2 separate regions of the Homo sapiens genome follow, and region 1 is linked to region 2. A link is a loop called in an ENCODE intact Hi-C map of the cell type or tissue named here. Cell type or tissue: ascending aorta. All regions are shown on one strand.

Region 1 (8,000 bases), 270 kb after region 2:
TGTTAAATCCTAACCTCCAAGGTAATGCTATTAGGAGCTGAGGCCTTTGGGGAGGTGACCGGATCGTGAGGGTGGAGCCCTCATGAATGGGATTAGTGTCTTACTAAAGAGGCCTCGGAGAGTTGCCTTGCCCCCTCTACCATGGGAGGACACAGTGAGAAGGCACCGTCTGTGAACCTGGAGGCCAGTCTTTACCAGACATCGAATCTGCCAGTGCCTTGATCTTGGACGACCAGCGTCTAGAACTGTGGGAAATAAATTGCTGCCGCTTTTAAACCACTGCGTTTACGGTATTTTGTTACAGCAGCTTGAAAAGCCTAAGGCAGCCTCTGTCAACCTCACAACCACCCTGCAAAGCAGGTATCCTCCCACTTCACAAATGAAGAAACAGAAGCTAAGTAACTTGCCCAATGTTATCACAGTCCTAGGTGTAAAATTGAAGTATGAATCCAGGTGTCTTGATTTCAAAAATCCATGCTCTTTTTTTGTTTCACCACACTGGTTTTTTGTGAATAAGCCAGCTTAGAGACTTTCATTATAGCAGTAATTTTTTTTTGTTCCCTCAAAGGATTTCCTGAGACCAGTAAATGATGCCCGGGATTGTGTTAAGTACTCTAGATTTCAAGTGTTAAGTACTCTAGATTCAATCTCTCATGATGGATTTACAAACTCCATAAAGATCTGAGGGTCCCCCTGAGGCAACTTTAACCAGAAAATCTGAAGGTCCAGGAATTATAGCAAAAATGATGACTTAGAATGAATTTCCTGAATTTGTTAAGATATTTATTGTGGCCAATTTCAGAGAGAAATCTTAACAAATATGGTCTCAGTTCAAGGGATAAGAAGCAAATATGAAAACTCGTAAAGTTATTTTATATATAGACTTAAATTTGTCTCCTCAAAGCCCAAGTTCCTATAATAACATGTCAGGCTAGAGGTGCAGTTTGTCCAATAAAAATAAAAACTTAATTTACTTTTTATTTCTAGTTGACTCTTAGAAAGGAAAATAATCAACTCACATAGGAAGCACTAATGTGCAAATTATTTTGCCAGACTCTGAGGGTCTGAATATCCAGACAAAAACCACAAAGAAACAAAAATTACATGAAAGCACCAAGAGGGAATTCCAGTTACAGCAGAGGTTGACACTGTCCCCAAGTTGGGGACAGAGGGAATGACCACAGGCATGGGCCTCACCTTGACCATGGCAGCAGACAGCTCTACTCCTGTCTCTGTGGTCTGAAAACCTCAGAGCAGCCAGTAAGATGACCCTAGAGAGACAGGAGCTATACATTCACCAGGAGCACAGAAGCCACATGGCAAGAACCCAAGTGGGCTCCAGCAGGGGAGCTTCCCGTGAGATGGTGGAGGGGCTCTCATTCTATCTGCTGAGAACTGGGCACACTCTGCTCAGCAATGGGTCCCTCAGCACAAGGCTGCCCAGACAACAGGACTAAACACTTAAAGGGGACGCCATCCAACAACAAAGACAGCAAGAACTGTACTCACAGTTCTCCATAGAGATACTGGCACCTGATCAAGTCTCAAACCCAAGGGCAAGCTCAGGGCCAGCCAACTTTGTCTTGCTTCTAACTTGTGTCCACACCCTGCAGAATATGACGATGGCACAGGCTGCAGTGGGAAAGGTGTGTAAAACCTCCCCTGTTCTCAGGCCACCCCTCCAAGGCCAGCAGCAGGAGGGGCACCTGCCCTGGGCCACAGGCTGCCTCAAGGGCCCGGGCATTGAGGTTCTGAGTGACTTTGACTCCTGTCTCTAGAGGCTGTGATTCTCAGTGCTGCAGATAATACCATCTCCATATTTCCTCCCTGTGTTTGCCTAACAGAAACTCCGATATCTTCTCCTGCTAACTGGCATTCTTGGGTTTTCCTCATCCTGCCAGCTTATTCCTATAGCAACTATTAGGTGGAACAGCTCTCATCTTAAAAACAGTTCCAAACAGCTTAGGGCCCTATAAATTTAATTTTCAATCTCACATTTGGCATTTGTTTGGGGGTAGTTCCAACACATCAGGAAGACAGAATTGCATTCATGGGCAAAAATCAGTACTGATGGTTTTGCCTAAAGACTGAATATAGTATTTACTTTCATAATACCACCTGAGGTTTATATATTAGGACAATTCTGCTCTGTGTCACTTTTCTCACCTGCTCCTAGATGCAAAATGTGCACATTTGCCTGAAGAAGCTGTTGCATAATGCTTTGTTGTACCTCCTGTGTGCTTCTTAAATGTTTTATGCCCCCGTCATGTTTTATCTCCAGCTCGGATTAGAATCCATTGTTTTGCAGTCCATAAATAGTACATCCTTCAAACAGTACAAAAAAAATAGCTACAGAGGATTTGCTGAATTGTAAGTTCAAGGAAAACTATTCTTTCTATCAGGATTCTAGGCAATCTAGGACCAACAGAGAAAATACCCTCGCTACAATTACCCATCTCACTGTTTAATGATCACTGCTGATGGCAAAAACTTCACCTATGAGCACATGAGCTGGGCAGGGCAAACAGAACCACCAAGTGCCCATGGCTGCATGTCGGTGGCATGAGCTCTTCTGGTGTCTAAGCCTCTCTCACTCACTACTCACTCATCTATTTACTCACTCAAGATCTTTCTAAAGCAAACCAGATCACGTATTGTCCTGATTACAGCCTTTCAATGGCTTCCCAACGCACAGAGAACATGTCCCAAACTCCTTTCCTGGATTGCAAAACCACTCGGGCCACCCCGAGGTTCTCTGAAAACACCATGCTCAATCTCTCCTTAGTCTCCCTGTACCAGGCGATTGTCCCCGACCTTTGCCTCCCTGGCCCCTTCTCACCACTCATATCTTCAGCTCTCAGTTTAGACACCATCTCTTTAAAAATGTTCCCCAGCCACCAAATATAAAAGTCATTCTCTGTCATTCTCCATTATAGGTTCCCATGGTGTTAATTACCTGTATGTCACCTGCCCCATCTGACTTTTTTCATGAGCATTTCCTGTTCATTGGCCTCCCTGGCTGGAATGCACACGAGGAGAATACGAAAATCCCTTCCTCATTTGCCACCACACACTTGATGCAAGAAGAAAGGACAGGCACTCCAGCATGTGCCCCGGGAATATCTGGTAAGGGGTGAACAGAAGGAGACTAAGCACATGGAATCTCAGGGCTGCAAAAGCACACGGGAGTCTCAGGATCCATGCGGTGTACGGCTGACGCCGGCTCTGGCCCAGGACTGGCAGTTGCTGATGGGTCCCTCTACTGAGGCAGGGGATCTGCAGACCTCTCAGCTACTGCTCAGACCTCAAGAAGCTTTCCTCAGCCCTTACAAGACACCTGCACAAGGCAATAGCCTGCTCCCAATTGTCTGCCTGAAAGACAACACCTCCCATCTCATCTGCTGCTGACGCTACAGGAATATGAACAGCCGATTTCATTGTTCTCACAAATCACGACACTCTAAATTCAATTTCCTTAATAGTCTCAAACACTCAGAATAACAGAACCATGAGTCACGGAAGTCCGACTCAGCCTCACACAGAGGACAAGAGTCCTTTGGCTGCAATTCCTGATTTCCTAATGCTGTTCTGTGAGGTTTTTGGATGCCTGTTCCCTTTGTGAGAATAGATAATCTGAAGCAGAAGAAAAAGGCCCTATTGCTCTATTTGGGCCACAGAGTGAGGGTCCCCATCCTCTCCAAACTTGCCACACCCCAGCCTGAGGACGTCACTGGGGAAAGAAGATCAAGGCCCAGCTGTGGACTCCAAACCTCTGAGCCCAGACCAGGGCTCACGAAATGTGTCCTGACTGTCTGGCCAAGCAGCCATTGGATTAATTTTACTGGAGTTTTCACAAGGTAGGCACAGCCCAGTAAGGAAAAGTCAAAGCAGGAGGTCTCTTTGGGCTAGGCCGGCCTGGGGCACGGTGGTCAGTGCAGACACAGGCTTCCCACTTGGCCTTGTTGCCATTCACTCCCGCTTCTCCAGTGGCCAATCAGTGCCTGTGTCACTGGGGCGGCTCAGCAGGAAGGCCTGGCCCCATTCTGAGCCCCAAGGCCCAGGACTCTAGGCACGGGCTGCTCTATGGGTGTGACCATCTGCAACGAGGCACGACACAGACAGGAGACAAGGTCCTCAGTGTAGCAGCCAGCAGACTCAGCTGGGAGCTTCTAGACTCCCAGGCCTGGCTTCCACCCAATTGGTGACATTAAAACTGCTAGGGGGAACCCATGCCTCAGGACTACAAAGCTCCCCAGATGGTGCCAAGGTGCTACCAAAGTTGAGAACAGCAGGAAAAGGGGCCACCTAAGCTAGGACACCAACACAGACAAGAGGGGAAGTGATTCCTCAGGGAGCCCACCATGACCAGGGAAAACAGGAGGCGAACAGAGGAGCCACCCTGTGTGGCAGGCTACCTATGACACCCCCGTCTACACCAGAGCCAGCCACTTGCAGGACGAAGGACTGGGAAAGGGAATCCTCTTTCCCAGTCTGATCACTCACAGGTGTCAGGCCAAGAAAACCACCATGAAAGCAGCACTCTGGGGAACATCGTGTCTCAGGTCCAAGCAGAGGTGGTGGGCCCCTGTAGTCCCAGCTACTCGGGAGGCTGAGGCAGGAGAATGGCGTGAACCCGGGAGGCGGAGCTTGCAGTGAGCCGAGATCGCACCACTGCACTCTAGCCTGGGGGACAGAGCAAGACTCCATCTCAAAAAAAAAAAAAAATTATTCAAGACACTAGGGAAACACGCAGGGTGGGAACAGAAAACTGGCAGATACAGAAGCCAGAGAAGAGGGACTGCAGGGACTGGGGGAGAGAACTGCCGAACCCTCACCATGGCGAGGCGGGGAGACAGAGAGTCCCAGGGGCCCTCCCAGCAGAGCTGACCGAACCAAGCCAAACCTCAATGCCTGAGGCCAAGTGGGAGGGAAGAAGGTTGTGTGGGAGGGAGGACGGATGGTTATAAATCTGATTTTCTGCCAACAAAATGTAATACGAGCTTATGTAGGAAATTTCAAAAGATATAAAGAAAAAAAAAGGACATTCCTAAAGTATTTCTTCCAGCCATTTTTTCCCCCAATGCATCTATACCCATATGGCCCTAGAAAAGGGGAGAGGGTCCCACAGCAAGATGAATTTTGTATACTTTTTTTCCACTTCAAATGCTCCAATATCCGTCCATCTTTTATAATGGCCATTACTACAAATGAATTTGTCTTTTCTGTTGTTGTTGTTATATTCTTAGGCTGGAATTGTTAGGTCAAGAGACAAACAAACTGCTTTTTCAGAGAGTTTTTGTTTTGAGGTATGTAAGTACAAACTTATTTCGCTCTCTTCTTGTCATCATTGACTGTCGACTAATTTGTATTAACTTACTAGACAATGAAGCTTCTCATTCTCAGAGCTTACTACTAAGGCCACTTATTTTAAACATATATTTTTAGTAATTATTCTTCTGATGCTCTATAGAGTTCTTTTTGGCCAAAAGGGAGGCATGGAGTTTTTGGGGAGATGTGGACTTGTTTGGATGTGGATTATAAGGAGGTGAGGGAGAAAGAAGATGGAACATGAGAAAAGAAGCGGGGAGCAAGACAGAGAGACAGAGAGAGAGAGATGGAATCAAGTTCCCAAGGGCAGGGGTGGGGGTGGGGGTGTCAGGAGTCCAGTAGGAAGAAGTAACCTTAGAAGAGAAGAGAAACCCCTCAGGGTCTAGAGAGGAGAAGGACGACAGGAGGAAATAGGAAGAAGCTCAGAAGGAAACAGAAGGGTGCTCAGAGGTGGGAGGGAGGGAAGATGAAGGCATTCTCACCTAATGGCCTCTCTGGTTCGTGTGAAATAATCCGTCAGTGGCAGGGGATATTAGAGAAGCTGAAGGTTTGAAACTGCAGCAATGAAAAACCTATTTATCCACAAGTCAAAGTGCCACACCAGGGGACTCTGCTACTGATAGGGACCATCAAGCCCAACCCTGACTCTGGTTTTAGTTTTTGTTGTTTGTATTTTGTTTGTTTGTTTTTTTGTTTGTCGCCCAGGCTGGAGTGCAGAGGTGCGATCTTGGCTCACTGCAAGCTCCGCCTCCCAGGTTTAAGCAATTTTCCTGCCTCAGCCTCCCAAGTAGCTGGGATTACAGGCATGAGCCACCACACCTGACTAATTTTTTTGTATTTTTAGTAAAGATGAGGTTTCAACCATGTTGGACTCCCGACCTCAAGTGATCTGCCCTCCTGGGCCTCCCAAAGTGCTGAAATTATAGGCGTGAGCCACCATGCCTGGCTTCAACCCTGATTTTGCATGTGAGAAAACTGAGGCCCAGAGGTGATAAATGGGTGATCCATGGTTCCACAAGAAGAGAGGGCAGTGCCAAGTCTAGAATCCCCAGGTGTGGTTCACCCACTATGCAATACAACAGCCTTCACTCACATAAGAAAACAGAGAAGGGTCTGGGCCAGAGCCCCGGCCACCACTACAGACAAGTGACTCATCTATCATGAGCCAGCAAGCATTCCACAGAGGATACCCAGCTGCAAGCCCCACTACAACTAGAGCACATTTTGCTATCAGTCACCTCCGCCTGGCTGCCAGTGATTGAGTGACTCCTCACCTTCAGCACACATTTCTCTAAGTCTCCAAGGAGACGGTCGGAAATTCTGTAAGTTGCTGTGAGCTGTGGGGATGAAAGGCAGGTGGCCGTGAAACACCCCTCCCAAAGACAAGGGACTCCCACAGCAGTGCCGCCAGCTCCTTTCCACAGGTGGCTCCATTTAAGCTGGAGCACTTGGCAGAGCAACTCCCTCCCTAAAATCTATTACTCCACCAAGAAAGCTCTTAAAAATCAGTGGCTTCATCGGCCTCTCTTTCCTCCCTGTTATCCTGGATGATCACGCCTGGCTCTGTACCCAGTCTCGTGTGTGCAAACAATGGTGTCTGCCCACTAACCCCGTGTCCCTCATCGGACCGCAGAGTCAAATATGGGGCCAAATTCAAAATCACTTCAGAATATTGTAGTCCGTTTGTTCTAAAAAGCTTTTACTTGATTGGAGGCAAGGAGCAGGGAAGACCCCAATTTTCACTAGAAAACTGTATCCTTATTCTTATTCAGTTCATTTTTGTGTGAGGAGAAAGAAATGACTACTTTGGAAATGACCCATTGAATCTTAACAAAAATACTCCTATAGCCCCCTAGGAAGGGATAAAAGCTTCCATACAGAGACCCCCAAGAAAACAAATCCATGTGAGAAACCCAGGTGAGCTGTTTGCCATCCGTATTTACGGACCCCAGCTCTTTTCGGAGCACTGTGCAGGGCTCACACCCAGGGAAGAAAGAGGTCTGGGGAAGCTCAAAGTGCTCACAGAGTTCTGAGCTCTGGGACACTCGGAAAAGACGTGTCTTGGACGTCTTCTCCTGTATACAACCATCTTGACATTTGGCACTGCATAAACCCAGGGAACTTGCTTATTTTTATTACATTTAACATTGTTCTGTCTACCAGTAGCTTTTCCTCTCATGAACAGAAAGAACTGGAGGCAGAAAAGCCAACTGAAGGGCCCTCTCATCTGTTGTCTCTGATGCATGCACCCCCTCACATAGAGCCAGTGACCACAGTGGAGCTGTATCCTCCCTTGGGACAGAGAGAAGGGACTGCCCCCCACACTGGCTGCTGTCCTCCAGGGCAGACCACACCTCGCCGGGTTTCATCAGGGGCCTTGCCTCTGTATTGCAAGAGCCACAGAGGATGCAAGCATGTAGCAGCTGCCTGGGGGAAGGAAGTCTTGAGCAACAAGGGCATCCGGTCCTCTGTGGAGTGAGGCCATCCTGTGAGCACTCTCCTCCTCCATTCATCACACTCTGGGTTTAAGAAACTCTGAAACAGTGGCATCCATAATGCGAAAAAGAATTCCTGAAAAAATGTCCCCTCCAAAGTTTCCAGTTTCCAGCAGAGATCGCACCACTGCACTCCAGCCTGGGCAACAAGGTGAGGCTCTGTCTCACTCTCACACA
Region 2 (8,000 bases):
GAAAGTGAAAAATGAGGGGAAGGAAAACTCCAGTCCAGGCTGTAGCCACACCTGAGGCCACTCTGGCAGAGCACTGCAGGCTCAAGGTCCCTGCGTGGGGGTCTGTACACAGGGGAAAGAGCCCAACTCTAGGGACGGCCCTGGTCCCACACCAGGGCTTCCCTGCGGCATCCCGCCTGGCCTGCACACAGGCTGGTTCCAACACACAGCCAAGTGCCCCACACTGAACTCGTACAGGGCCCTGTGAGTCTGCCTTTCATCCATGGAGGTCTGAGCTGTGCACAGTCATAATTCACTAGCCCTGGGGGCGGTGGGCGGATGGGCTGCAGCTGTGGGCACTCGCACACCCGGGGCTGCGTTTTCCTAACAGCCCTGGTCTGTGTTTTATAACGTGGTTTTCTGAGTCCACAGCAGAAACTCCGTATTTACCAGCTCAGAGCCGTAACCAAGTTATGAATCATAATAAGATTCCAGAAACAGCCAGTCCAGCACATGGGAGTTTCCAGGGCGTTACATAAGCTCAGAATCTGGCCCGGCTAGCTTGATGCTGAGTTTAAGTTTCAACCAAACCTCAGAGCTGCAAGAGCACTTGATGGAGCAACATAAACCAGGCTTACTGCCTTTCTAAGGACCGTGGGAACATGCCCACATTAAGGCCCTTCTCCGTTCTAGCTTTGAGTGGTGAGGAGAACTCTGACATGGAGCCGCAGACTCACTGGGGACCAGAAGGCCCCCAGGCCCAGGAGGCTGCCTGGGCTCCACCCGGCTGCTTGCTCTTCTAGGATTTGCTCATCGGCCACCATCACGGTGGTCCCCCTGGGGTAGCTGAAGTGCTTTGTTGGATGCTGAAGTTAGAATGTGGCTGTGGGTGAGGGCTTGGTTTGCTGGTGATACCCAATCCCCTACACCCCTGGCCACATCCTCTGTAGCCACAGGCTGGCTCTGGGGAGGTGAGGCAGCACAGACTACAGCCTCCATGGGCACCCACCTCCCTCCTTCCCTTGTGGCACTCCTCCTGCAAAGCCTCATCTACGCAGGTGTCCTAGAACTGGGAGAAGGGTGTGTGTGCAAATGTGCAAGTGATGTGTGCGCATGTGCATATAGTGTGTGGACGTGTGTTTGTGCATGCACGTGGCTTGTGTGGTGTGTGCATGCAGTGTGTGTGTATGTGCATATAATGTGTGCATGTGGGTATGGTGTGTGTACATGTGGTGTGTGTACATGTGGTGTGTGTACATGTGGAGTGTCTATATGTGCACGTGTGTGATGTGTGTGGTGTGCATATAGTGTGTATGCATGTGGAGTATGTGCATGCATGTGTACATGTGTGAAGTGTGTGCATACGGGAGGTGTGTGCATGCATGTGTACATGTGTGAGGTGTGTGCATGTGGAGTATATGCATGCATGTGTACATGTGTGGGGTGTGTGCATGTGGGATGTGTGTGCATGCACATGAGGTGTGTGTGGTGTGTCAGGTGTGAATCCATGGGGCCTGGGTGCTGAGACAGGTCTACTGTGCAGGTGCTTTCTTTTGGGAAGAAATTCCAGGGCACGGGAGTGGAAGGTCGGGGCATTGTGCCAGGGAAGGAGCTGGGGTGGCATGGCATGGGGTGCCTCAGAACTGCCCCAGGAAGGGCAGCACATCCGTCCGCTGGCTCCTTCGGGCCTTGCACCTTCAGCTCTGTGCAGGGGAAAGTATTGTGTGGGCTCTTGCAGGTTTCCCTCCCTTAGGTGACTGAGAAGCCACCCAGGACAGAAAGAGGCTGCCAGGCCACCCACGTGCAAGATGGTTGCCATGGCAATGGCCAAAGTCATGGTGGACCTGAAGAACTGGAGGTGAATAGCAGGCGGCTGCTCCCTTGCTGGCCCAGGAGGGGGTGAGGAGGGGTCAGGGTCAGAGTCATGTGAGGGGTCTTAGGTCTTGGGGCACCCAGGGTGGAGGCTCTGGGAGAGACAGGAGCACCTGGGAGGGGGAAAGTCAAAGATGCTACCTGAGGGCTCTCCAGGGTGCCCAGCCTGCCCGGCTTCTCTTTCTTGCTCAGCCTCTGTGGCTGACTTGCCTCCCACGAGGCCCAGCAAGCCGGGTCTAGTCAAGAATGTCCCAGAAAAACCTGGAGTGTAGATAGAGAGACACACAGTGAAGACCAGGAGACCAGGAGGCAGATGCAGTAGACCAGGGAGGGTAGCGAGGGGACTTGTGATGTTAAAATCCCTGGGTGCCCAGCGCGGTACAGAGTGGACCCCCAGGCAGCCTGGGACCATCCCTGGGCATACCTGGAGCTTGACTCAGGAGGGGGCAGGAGGGTGGCGGAGGCCACAGTGAGAGGTGAAATCAGCTGCAGCACATCAGGTGGTTTGCTGGGCATCAGAAGAAGGAGGAAGGACACACTGAGGGCACCCTGGGAGCAGCAGGGATGCAGGGCAGGGAGGGCCGGGACACATGGGGCCCACACGTCAGTCACCAAGGCATGCATGCAGCAAAGGACAGTGGGGCCAGGGCCCAGCAGGAGGAGGGCCAGGGTCCCAGGCCAGAGCCAGGAAGAGAGTTTCCAGCAGGCCGAGGAGGGCGGACAAGCCCCCTAAAAGTGTTTGGATGTTGAGACAGATATCACAGCCCCCACTAGAGTTGTAGAGAAAGCTTATTATCACACATGATGGGACTCCTGTGTGCCCTGGAGATGGGTCTGGCACTCAGCTCAACTCCCACTTGGGAGTCCCAGAGTCCTCTGGGCAGCAACACCATCTAGGGCAATTCTGCAGTACGTGTGCATCGGCACCTGCTGTGGGCAGCACCACACTGGGTGCCAGGAGGCACACATGGGCCACCCCCACCTCGGCCTCCTGGGTGTGCTCTCCCAGGATGCAGGACCTCACCTCTCTCTCTGTCCACCCCCCATTCCTTATTTGGGGGCATGGGGCAGCAGCCATGAAAATGCAGGGAGGGTGTGGACAAGGACTTGTGGAGCAATTCCATAGAAAAGACTTACAGTAGATGGCCAGCCCTGGCCCTGGTCTCACGTTGGGTCACAAAGCCAGCTGGAGGCAGAAGCAGGGCTAGAACCTGCCCCTGACCCCAGGGCTTGTGCCCCTCCCTATTCCTCCCTGCAGGCTCCCACCTTCTGCAGGTGATCTGAGCCTTGCCACAACAGTGGTTGGCCTTAGCTGATTGCCATGTGGTCCAGGCACCTTCAGGTGGGCAGGTTCTCCCAGCCTGACTGCAAGGACACCACCCCTAAGGCCACCAATTGCCAGCCTGTAGGCCTGACCAGAGGCACACTGGATTGCGGGAGAACTTTTTGTTCTTTTTGATCAAAGAGTATGTTGTCACCAGATGGGGGCATGTGGTATACTGGGCCACCTGGTGCTGTCATCAGAGGCCACAGAGGACAGCTGAGAACTTGTTGTGGCTGTGGGACCTCATTCTCCAGTCCCGAGTCAGGCTTCAGGGAGCACTGTCACAGCAAGTCAGACAGGGACAAGTGTCAATGGCCCTGACATCAGCCAGGCCTCCCGAGGCCAAGAACAGGCTGAGGAGTTAGGAGTGCGGCCTTTGGAGCCAGACTGCCAGTGCTTGAATCCTAGGTGCCGCACCTCTTTGCCCCTTCCTGAGGCGAGTTGGTTAACTGCTCTCTGCCTCAGTTTCCCCATCTGTGAAATTGCATGGTCATAATTCCTACTTCATAAGCCTGATGTGAGGACAAAAACGAGGCAATGGATGTAGAGTGCTAAGCATGGGGCGGGCGCAGAGGGTGGGCTTAGTACATGCTTAACACGCACTTGCCATCTTCAGCACCCACGAGGAGGCCAGGGGCTCCTGGAAGGGCCCACTCCCCATAGCTCCGGCCACCCGTCCCACCTTTGCTCTCTGCCGCTTCCCCTGCAGGAAAGCCTCTCTTGCTTTTGTTGCAGTCACCCAGCATGGGCCCCACTCTGCTCACCCTGGCTTTAGCTGGAGGAGGCCAGCTCCTGGTCAGACGGGGCCCTTCCCCAGCCCAGGCTGGGCAGGGAGGAGGGGTCACCCCATGGCACACACAAGTGGCTGTTTTGTTGGGAAGGGGCTGTGGGTGCTCAGAGCCCCTGGTCCCGGCTAGGAACAGAAATGAAGCCCTGGACCCCATCAGCCCTCTGGGCTGCAGAGGGTGAGGATGGAACCGGGGTTCCTTCAGTCTGGTAGTCACTGCACAAATGTGAGAAGAGCTACCTCGGGGTTTCCCTCTAGGACATGTGGAAGGCTTCCCCTCGGCCTCCACATCGGACTGACTTGTCAAAGGACCCTCGGGGCTGTCTGCTCCCCCACATGCCCTCACCGCCCCCTTGGCAGAGACGCCTTGCCCTTTGCCCAGCATCTGCTGTGCCAGCTTCCCACATTCATACGAGCCATTCCCTGTGCCACCAACAGAGGGAGCTCCCGACACAGTTTGCATCTAAACACCCCTTGAGAGCCCAGGAAACACTGCCTCCTGCTTCTGGCCTGGAAGGCTCAGAGACCTACCCCTGGCCATTCTCACCTCAGCCCTCTCCTCCACACCTGCTCTGGGCTCCCTCAGTTTCTTGATCCTGCCAAGCTCTCCCCAGCCTCGGGTTGGGGTGTGCACACACACCGTTCCCGCCAACCGAACATTCTTTCCCCTCTTCCTGCCTTGTGAATTTCTAAACAAGACTACAGTGTGGAGGTCCAGATAAGACCCGGACACCCTCTAAGTGGCCCTCCATGCCCCTCACCTCTCCAACTAGATAAGAGTTTCCTGCGATCCCTTAGTACTTTGCCCTATAGTATTTGCCCGGTAGCTATCGCCTAGTTATTTTGATTAATTTAACTTTTGACTTCATTATGACCTGGTCTCCATGAGCACAGGCACATGGGCTGAATTATGTTCCCCGAAAATTCATATGTTGAAGTCCTAGCCCCCAGTGCCTCAGCGTGTGTCTCTGCTTGGAGATTAAATTAAAATGAGTCCATTGGTGGGCCTAATCTGGCCTGACTGGTGTCCTTGTGAGAAGGGTGAGGGTGCAGGGGGTGGAGGATGAGAAATTGCTTAAAGGGGACATGTCATGTATGTTATTCGGGTGATGGATACACTAAAACTCCTGACTTGACCACTATGGCATGTAACAAAATTGCACCCCATAAATTTACACAAATTCATTTTAAAAAGAAGAGGAACACTGGATACAGACGCACAGAGATGAATCCGGGCAAGACGACCCGCCACAGCTGCTTGACAGAGTGAGGAGACGGCGGTGTGCAAGCCGAGGAGAGAGGTCTCAGAGGAAACCAACCCTGCTGCAACTTCAACCTTGGACTTCCAGCCTCCAGCACTTTGAGAGAATATATTTCTGTTGTTTCAGCCACGCAGTGCATGGTATTTTGATATGGCAGCCTAAGTGACTGATACAGGCACGTGGGTTTGCACACTTCTTTCCATAGCACCAAACACCGCATAATCTGACAGGCGGCTGGGCCCCACCAGGCAGACCTCCAGGAAGGCCTGAATACATGAGGTGGGTCCTCTTGCCTGGATTCATCTCCGTGACCCTGGTGCTGGGCCCAGAGCAGAAGTAGCTGTTGAATGAATGAGTAGAGTGGGAAGGGGTGGAGAGAAGATGCCCAGACCCAGGCAAGTCCTGTGTGACCCTGACGGATGGGCACTTCCTTCCATTTCTCCCGGCAGGAATGGGTAAGCTGGTTGTGAGCTCCTTGACTCATGTGCTGGTGTTGTGTATTCTTGCCAAGAACGTCCAGAGGAAGCGCTCTGGGACCCATCATGGAGTGGACTGCATCCCCCCGTCCCGGGCTTGTAGCGCCTTTGCTCCTCAGGCACAGACTGCCGAGTCCATGACTACCCACACGGCTTGCCTTCCTCTCCAGATGTGAACTCTGGCTGGGGTGGGCAGCTGTGTCTCTCCTTTCATGCCTTATCTGGGGTGCCCTGTCTGAGCACTTACATTCATCTGTGACTGCTCACTGATCTGATAAGTGAGTGGGTGAAGCCAGGCCATCGAGGGGTGTGGTGAGTGGGTGTCCCATGTGACACTTCCTGGCTGTCTCCAGGCTTTCATCTGCTTCCATTTTTTTTTTTTGGAACATTACAGAACGTTACTTTTTCCAAATAAAGAGTTCTTTCTTCACATTTGTAATGATGTCCACGTCTGTTGACGTTTCCTCTGGGACTTCTTTTAGATCCAGTTTTTATATCTCATTTTCCTAAATATGGTATGGTGGCCCTCGGAAGACGCGTGCTTTTGCACAGTGCCATGGGGTTCCAGGGCAATGTCCTGGAGGAGCGGCCCTGGGGAGTGTGCGTCTGCAGTTTTTGTCTGCCCGGTCATGAGCTCCTTTTGTTTTTGCCAATAGCTCTACGTGTATCTTCTCACCCCCACTCTCAATCCATGAAGTCTGGGCAGGGCTGACACCTCAGGCGCTATCAATCAGTATATACATGTCCCCTGTCCAAAATGGCTGAGTCAGGGAGGGCAGCACGGGCCCAAACGGAGCCAGTGAGAGTCAATGCCAGGGTTTTGGCTGGGCCCATGGAGAAGGAGCAGGCCTATTTTTGCAGGGATGGGGAAGGTGTCAGATGGCACCCTGAACCTGCTGGTCCTCATTGTGCTGTAAGATGGGGAAATCTGCTGAGGAAGGAGCCACGTGGAGGGCAGCAGAGCCCAGCAATACCCACAAACGTCATGTGAGCACCTGGACCCAGCTATGCCTGAAGCAAACTCATCTACACCAGCGTTTCTTAGTGAACCCACCACTCTTGGCATTTGGGACAGGACAGGCTTTGCCCACGTGGGACGATTGTACACATTGCAAGATATCCCACATCCCTAGGTCCAGCAGAATGCCAAGTGTCCTCATGGAACACCAGCCCCATCATTTGCACACGTCTGATTGTCTGCCCTCAGCTTTTCAGTTGAGTCAAGAAGTCCTCTTTTGACTTATTCCAGTTGGTTTTTGGGGCAGGTTCAAATGATGGGCCCTGGACAAACAGCTGCTGCCATTTTCTTGGGTGTCTGGGATTTAACCCTTACCATGTTAAACACCAGCTGACCCTGGTGTGGCTTTAGGGCCGAGCCCAGGATTTTCACTGAGGGAGGGGTCAAGTTCTGGAGCCACAGGCTGGGTAGCACAGGCTCCTATCACTGTGGGAAGATGGAGACCACTGCTTCTGGTGCTGGAGGAGAGCACAGAGAGGACAGTCAGCAGAACTCAGCCAGCCTCAGATGCTGGGACCACAGGCGGAACAGAAGCAGGGCTCCAACAGCTCACAGGCCCCAGATGTTTCCCTTGTGGTCAGCTGAATGTGATCTTCTTTGAGAAGTGAAGGGAACCCCCTGGAAGGGTGACATGAAACAGAAGGGAGAAGAGAACTCCGACAGACTGCTCAGCCCTAGAAGGTCCTGACCGATTCCAAGACGGTCCCTGGTCTGTGAGGCCCGGCCAGGGGTGGGGCCGGCTCGGGAAGGGGGGTGCATCTCAAGCCTCAGCTGGCATCTCAGGGCAGCACAGACGTCGTGGCAGTGGGCAGGGGCTGTGCTCTGTCTTGGCATTTAGGGTCTCAGCACTGGCAGAGGCATTTAGACCCTCCTCCCTGCTAGCGTTTTGCCCAGGCCATTCTCCCCTAGGTAGAGCTCAGAGCCGACCACTCCTGGACAGTCTCCACTTGTAGCCTCCAGCCCCCAAGACTGCGGGACTGGCATGGACCCTGCCCAGCCGTCAAGGCCTCCCTGGGCCCTTTCCTCTTCTCCCACTGCTCTGTGTGGGGTGGCTGAGCACGGGGCTGAACCACAGCTTGACCTAGCATGTGGCCTCACACCAAGCATTGGATGGTGGTGCCTCGGTTTCCCCATCTTTGAAACAATATGATAGCAGTCCCACCTCATTAGGTGGTAAGTGCTACCAGCAGAGCCCCCTGTCAGAACCATCATTTTAGTATTTCTGCTACATTCAAGAAAAGCCAGAGATTGGAAGTCAGAAGTCCTGGCTCTGCCTCTGATT

Evidence for each region. A loop is a pair of places that touch in the nucleus more often than their neighbours do. Peaks named below come from ENCODE experiments on the same cell type or tissue, not always from the same donor. Only the 100,000 strongest peaks of a DNase experiment are listed, where the experiment ranks them.
Region 1: it touches region 2 in a loop (2.1-fold over the local background); 3 of 110 quality-filtered maps call a loop at or near these places.

The regions. Positions count from the first base shown.
Region 1 is chr2:109,238,494-109,246,493 of GRCh38, reverse strand. The region is part of intron 1 of SH3RF3 (SH3 domain containing ring finger 3); the gene reads right to left. It also overlaps a transcript of RANBP2 not described here. Among named protein-coding and RNA genes, the nearest start is that of MIR4266, 71 kb to the left of the region's middle. RefSeq lists enhancers at 7,374-7,463, 7,504-7,593, 7,744-7,933. In ascending aorta, no CTCF peak of the experiment used is centred here; DNase peaks (open chromatin) are centred at 3,583, 3,983, 4,883, 7,723 and 3 weaker places; H3K4me3 peaks cover 514 bases; H3K27ac peaks cover 8,000 bases.
Region 2 is chr2:109,506,711-109,514,710 of GRCh38, reverse strand. It overlaps a transcript of RANBP2 not described here. Among named protein-coding and RNA genes, the nearest start is that of SEPTIN10, 100 kb to the left of the region's middle. RefSeq lists enhancers at 612-861, 7,109-7,218. In ascending aorta, a CTCF peak has its summit at 4,401 (motif pointing right); DNase peaks (open chromatin) are centred at 430 and 4,400; H3K4me3 peaks cover 450 bases; H3K27ac peaks cover 1,690 bases.